Linked DNA regions of Homo sapiens: region 1 is linked to region 2. A link is a loop called in an ENCODE intact Hi-C map of the cell type or tissue named here. Cell type or tissue: endothelial cell of umbilical vein. All regions are shown on one strand. Links, peaks and the distances in the headings refer to the core of each region. The heading gives the core; the rest is flanking DNA. Region 1 holds the start of LINC01614 (long intergenic non-protein coding RNA 1614). Region 2 overlaps LINC00607 (long intergenic non-protein coding RNA 607).

What was found. Peaks named below come from ENCODE experiments on the same cell type or tissue, not always from the same donor. Only the 100,000 strongest peaks of a DNase experiment are listed, where the experiment ranks them.
Region 1: a loop joins it to region 2, with 2.8 times the contacts of the local background. A loop is called at or near these places in 8 of 110 quality-filtered maps.

What each region holds. Positions count from the first base shown.
Region 1 is chr2:215,716,115-215,719,033 of GRCh38, reverse strand. The region is part of intron 5 of LINC00607 (long intergenic non-protein coding RNA 607); the gene reads left to right. It overlaps LINC01614 (long intergenic non-protein coding RNA 1614), which reads right to left and starts at 991. Exons shown (of 2, transcript NR_132383.1): 1 at 772-991; 2 at 1-37. In endothelial cell of umbilical vein, for the core only: no CTCF peak of the experiment used is centred there; a DNase peak (open chromatin) is centred at 1,243; H3K4me3 peaks cover 271 bases; H3K27ac peaks cover 1,917 bases.
Region 2 is chr2:215,663,779-215,666,697 of GRCh38, reverse strand. All of the region lies in intron 5 of LINC00607 (long intergenic non-protein coding RNA 607), which reads left to right. LOC102724861 (a long non-coding RNA gene) reads right to left here. Exons shown (of 8, transcript NR_187737.1): 3 at 1,253-1,318. Among named protein-coding and RNA genes, the nearest start is that of LINC01614, 53 kb to the left of the region's middle. In endothelial cell of umbilical vein, for the core only: no CTCF peak of the experiment used is centred there; a DNase peak (open chromatin) is centred at 1,687; H3K27ac peaks cover 1,576 bases.

The DNA of each region.
Region 1 (2,919 bases), core at 182-2,681, 52 kb before region 2:
CTCCATTCTTCTGAGCTCCTGGTGTCTTAGATTCTCCCTGAAGTTAAGAACACTATCAATCCTCCAAACCTCCAATCCTCTTATACTATGACAACTCATAATGTACTAAATTCAAATGAAAATCTTAGGCAAGTCCCTTTAGGGTCTCCTACTCTTCATATGAAACTGCATTTTTATCAGTATAACAAATATAATTTTCAAAAGTCACATAAATTCTACTAGTTTGAAAGTAAAAGGGGTACAAATGCTTTGCATCATGTTTCTAGGGTTTCTTAGGAATTTTATATGAAAAGCACTTTTTACTTCCTGGCCAGCCAAGAACTCCAACTGATTTCAGCTGCTGCTATTTGGTGTGTGAAAAAAAAAAAAAAAAAAACAATTTTCCAAAGAATTTTGTTATCGGTAATGCTATGCAACCTGGCATAACACACTTGACAATATCAAAAGAGATGCTATCATATAAATGTAACAGGGAGCAGAATGCAGTTCTGTTTCATGATTTGGCCAGAAAAAAAACAAATTACCTTGAGTGACCCAAGGCAACCTGACTTCATTAGACCCCCGGCCCTTGTACACATTACAATTCTGCCCCAGTAAGGAGATTACAAAAGAAAGGTTTTCATGGCTCTCAAAAAGGAGATCCTCTCCTTTTCAATTACATCTGATTTATGAACTGTTAAAACTATTTCCCAAAGTCTGCCTTCACAGCCTCTCACTTGTCTGATAAACACTGCACAAAAATTCTGCTGGTTTGCAAAATATGACTCTTACGTGTCTGAAGTCCCCTTTCGGATCCTGGGAGGAAGGAACATTGAAGTCTCCAAAGAGCTGCTGGTGACAAATGTCTACTGCATTTCCTGATGGCAGAGAACAAAAGTGAGACGTGAAAGAGAAAACATACACGCAGTGGAATCCTCTCTCCTTCAGCTCCTTTGGAGCGAAGTGCTGAGCTATCTGATTTTTATACCTCTACCCCCTCAGCCCTTTTCCCTCTCAGACTGTGGTCTGTTCTCCACAAATATGTCCTTTTTGGTCTCAAACCAGATGGAATTATAGAAAACAAACTGTAAGTTCCCAGGCCCACAACTTTCTCACAGCCTGGAAGGGAGTGAGTGACAGGACGTGGATTACCCTCTCCTCCCCAGCCACCTCCACCTTCTTTTCAAAAGCGAATTCTTTAAAAAATATAGAGAGAGCATAACTCAGCCGTCATTTGGCAATGGGTGAGCATGGTTATCTTTCAAAATAATAATGACGCCAAACTTTATAGAAAAAGGAAACCGTTCTCTTTGTTCCAAAAACCCTACGATGTAGATGAATATCTCTTAAGGCATAAATACAAGGACATTTTTAGAACTGGCCCACTTGCTAGTCTAGACTTATAGGAAAGCATCATAAAACTGTTATTTTTCAATAGGTCAAATTCTCTTCCAATGCAACTCTATCTGCCCCAGAACTGAAAAGAATCCCAGTTTTAGAAAGAATTTGGCAGCACTAGGCCAGTTCTTTCCTTATTCATCTGCTATAGATCTTGATCCACATCATATTAACAAGAGTTTTGAAGGTTTTTCTGTGTGCTTTATTTTTTAACAAGGGAAGCGTCTTCCACCTGAGCTCCTCAAGATGATTTCTCAGACTCTACTGAGTGTGAGGTGGTCTGAGTGTTTGGCTGGAAGGCAGGTTTGCTCCTCCTGGACCTAATGTCTTGGTCTTATGAGAGAATTTTGTGGGCCCCTTTGCCTCCTGCTCAAGGCACCAGTGAATATCATTTGCAGAATTAGGGTGTTGGCTCAAAAGAGACATAGTGTATTATCCCATAGAAAGTATGAGAGCATCTGGGAATTATGAGGGCGTTTATGAGTAACATCTCTGGTAGACACATGAGATCAGCCTTCTTCCCGCTCACCACCACCGAAGATCTGGGGGCGGATGGGCAGAGGTGAGGTGGTGTGGCATGGCAGCTGGAACACAAGTGGAAATAGTCAACTTGGCCATACTAAAACCCTATTTGCCATCTATGTGTGACGCCATTCCAGCATTTGGTGTCCAAGGACACCTAGTCCTGGCCTCGCTTGCCTTCCTATTTTTAAGGGGGAAAGACTTCATCTACTTATTTAAGCAAAATGAAAAAAAAACTTGAATATCAAGTAATTGTTGAGAAAGCAACACAGTGATAAAATTTTAAAATATACAAATCAAGACTATATGGCATCAATTTTGCTAGAATGACCCATGAACTTTAAATATCAAGGAGCAACATCTTGGACATTGGGCATTAGTTTTACTATGATATCTTTCAATTCAGAAGAGGACAAAGTTTTTACGTAGTTCCCTGCATCAGTGATGGGAGTGTTGAGTTTTCATGTTTTTTGAAAAAAGTGGAAGTTAAATTACTTCTTTTGACTGTCCAAGGTGGTGCATTTTATGGAAGAAGAAGAAGGCCCTGTGCTGGGAGCCTTACATTTTGCTATGGCCTCTATCAGTAGCTGAGAGTGGTGATATGGAACTCCCCTGCCTGTCTGGGCCTCAGTCATTCTTTCTGCAAGGAAAGACTAATGGGGTTGACATTTACTGCCTTCACTGAGGTCTCTTAAAGTGTAATGACACTCTGGGCATGGAGTGGATTTTAGTAAGAGTGATGTGATTCACCTGCCCTCTGAATTCATGTGCAAGGTGTGAGCAGAAGCAGGAGCAATGGAGTGTGTGAGTGTGTGTGTGTGTATATGTGTGTGTGTGTGTGTTTAGAGCTAAAAGTAGTGACCAAGGACAGTTGAGCTGCTACAAGTTTCATTTTTTTTTATCTTCAGTAGAAACGTCCTATTGCCAAATCTTTGAGGAGGTAGCTAAGGCTTTTTCTAAGACGCAGACAAATGTTCCTCTTAGCTATCATGATAGATTTTTGACCAGGAAAGCCACTCT
Region 2 (2,919 bases), core at 240-2,739:
TCTCTTATTTTAGGTGAATGCACAAATGGAAGTCTTAAATCATTCAGCATATGAAAAATCTGAAAATAGAGAACTAAAAGTACAAATTTCATTTTGCTAAACTGGTTGTGCATTTATTCTAAATTAAAAATAGACAGGGCCATCCTTGACTCTTGACCCAGTGCATTGTGTGTAGACAATCTGCAGAGACATGAGGGTCTACTTTCCTATTCAAAACTAAGGAGGATTTTGGAGACAATCCTTCTTGTGAATAGAGCAAATAATTTAGCTCCTAAGCATCCATCTAAAGCAACAGTAGCTTTCAGTGGTTGTTTTAATAGATTTACACTAATGAGATAAAGCCAATGTGATGATGTCTGTGATTGTTTGTTGGTCTAATCTAAAAGGTTACATGCTTTTGGCATTTCAGTATTTGTCCACAGTCTACAAAATTCTTTACAGTGAATCTTCAAAGAAAAGGACAGGGGAGAGGTGAAAAAAAAAGATCAATTTTCGCATGTTATCATCAGGTTTGGTGGCAAAGAATGTTAAAAAATCTCAGCAAAAGTGTAATTTGGGATAAACAGCAGATTCAATTTAATCATATTTTCTCTTTCCCCAATAGGAAAGATAATGAAGGGTTGGCTGTTGACATTAGTCAATAGACAACACTTATTATTCCTGTGCAGTGAAGTGTTTCATGAGGAAGTGCTGAATAGGTAGACAAAGAAAATGAAATGTCCTTTGATGAAAAGACTAACACAATACAATCAACGGTAGAAATCTTCCCACCAAAATCAATAAAAAAGAACTGTGTAATATTTTATTTATTTATTTTTTTGAGACAGAGTCTCGCTTTTTCACCCAGGCGGGACTGCAGTGGCCCTATCTCGGCTCACTGCAGGCTCCGCCTCCTGGGTTCATGCCATTCTCCTGCCTCAGCCTCCCGAGTAGCTGGGACTACAGGCACCCGCCACCGCGCCCAGCTAATTTTTCGTATTTTTTAGTAGGGGTTTCACTGAATATTTTTTTAAAAAAATAATTTGTCTAGATCATCTGGTTAAGTCTGAAGTTATGAAAACACTGTACCTAGAAAGTGACTTTTTTTTGGTTATAAATGGTAGCTATACAGTGGTTGAGAGAGTATGGACCATGGGAATTTTGTAGCAGGCAAGAAAGGTTAGAACACTATCAGTCCTATGAACTGTAGAACTTGTGGCAAGCATGCAATCTTTCAAAAAATTCATTGAAAAAATTTCACTGAAATCCATACAAAACTCGTAAGATGTGTCAACTTGAAAAGTTTCATCGTCATCTTGGTTTTAGATGTCTGGCTTAACTGTAAATTGAAAGAGAATCTTGTTAATTGTACTCTATCTCACCAGAGAGACAAAAGTAAAATATGTCATAATGTAATTGAGGCCTCCTTTCTTTCATCCAGGAACTTTGGACTTTCATTTTTTTTAATGTTGAAACTGAAATGACTTTTATTAGTTAATTTTGTGTGCCTTATAGTAACACCATCCAACCCTCACTTAGAAACTGAGACACTTCCAACTTAAAAGCAACATTTAGGCAAATGGTGAAGCAACATTTTTGGGGACTCAAGTATTTAAAGGTACTTCCTTACAATTCTTCAGTGTCTCCTCACAGTAAACATGCAGCTAATTTCCTGTTCTCTCCCAAGTGTAAAACATTAGTCAGTCACTTAGCTGTTCCCTTTGGGCCAGAGGACCCGTCTCATTTAGATGAGTCATTTTGTGAGGCTCTGAAGCAAGTTGGTGGTGAAAGAAACTATTCTAAAAGGGATTTTGTCAGCATGGTTTGCACAGCTAATTGATGATGGCAAATCTTAGAACCTTAAGGAGGCAGATACTTGAGTAAAGTGAGCAAAATGGGGCTTTCAAATCTACTGTTTTCAAAATATTTTTCCAACACACTTCCTATAATACTTTAAAAAAAAAGACATCATTAAGATTCTGTATAGACATAAAACACTTTCTGATTTTTCACTTGACTCTCTGATATATAATCTAAAACATCTAGAATATCATGGTACATTTAATGTAAGTAAGTCCTGCTGGACCTATGGCTAAAGAGCTAGGCCCATCCATCTATGAATATTTTATGGCAAATTTTACTATAGAATTAAGATACTTAAAAGAAAAGCAATAATACAAATGTGTGGGCAGAAGATCCTCCTAACTCAGTGTAAAATAGTGATAACATGGAATTCAGGGTGAGAAAAGAGAGGGTTTGCTTCCAAGAATTATCGCTCTGTCTCTCTCTCTCTCTCTCACACACACACACACACATACACACACAGTGGATTAAATAGGACCAGAGTAGGAGAATTTACTTTTTCCAAAGTGTGAGAATCCTTCAATTTCCTCAAGTTCTTTCCCTCTATAATAATCTCTTTCAGACTGTTTTCCTTCTGTAATAGTCCCCCTTAGTAGCCTCTCTACAGTACTGATGCAGACAAACTGATGGCTAAGTAAGGTTTGTCTTTGGTATTCCCATTCCTGTCCTCTTTAGCACCATATTTTCCAGTTTGGCACCATCTTTTCCAGGCTTTCTTGCTATCTCCACTGATAAGACTTCTTGTTTATTTGGTGCCTTCTTTCAACCCTGACATCTTCATCTCAAGCAGTGTTTTACTCTTCCAACTTCCACCAAAGATGATGTGTTCTGTGTGTTGTCTCAAAGTCTTGATGGGTGGCTGAGTCAAAGATATACACTTAATGAATTGTTGGTGCTAAGATTTTAAAAGACAGTTAGGTCATAGTGTGTTTCCATGCCTCTAATTGAAAAGGCCAGTTTGAGCCAATATTTTTTAATCCAAAGGATTGGCTCTAACTGGATTTGACAGGCTCGTGGTAGACAGATCTGTAGGTGAATGGGTCTTTGTTTCCTTAAAACATGTCTTCTAGGTGACTA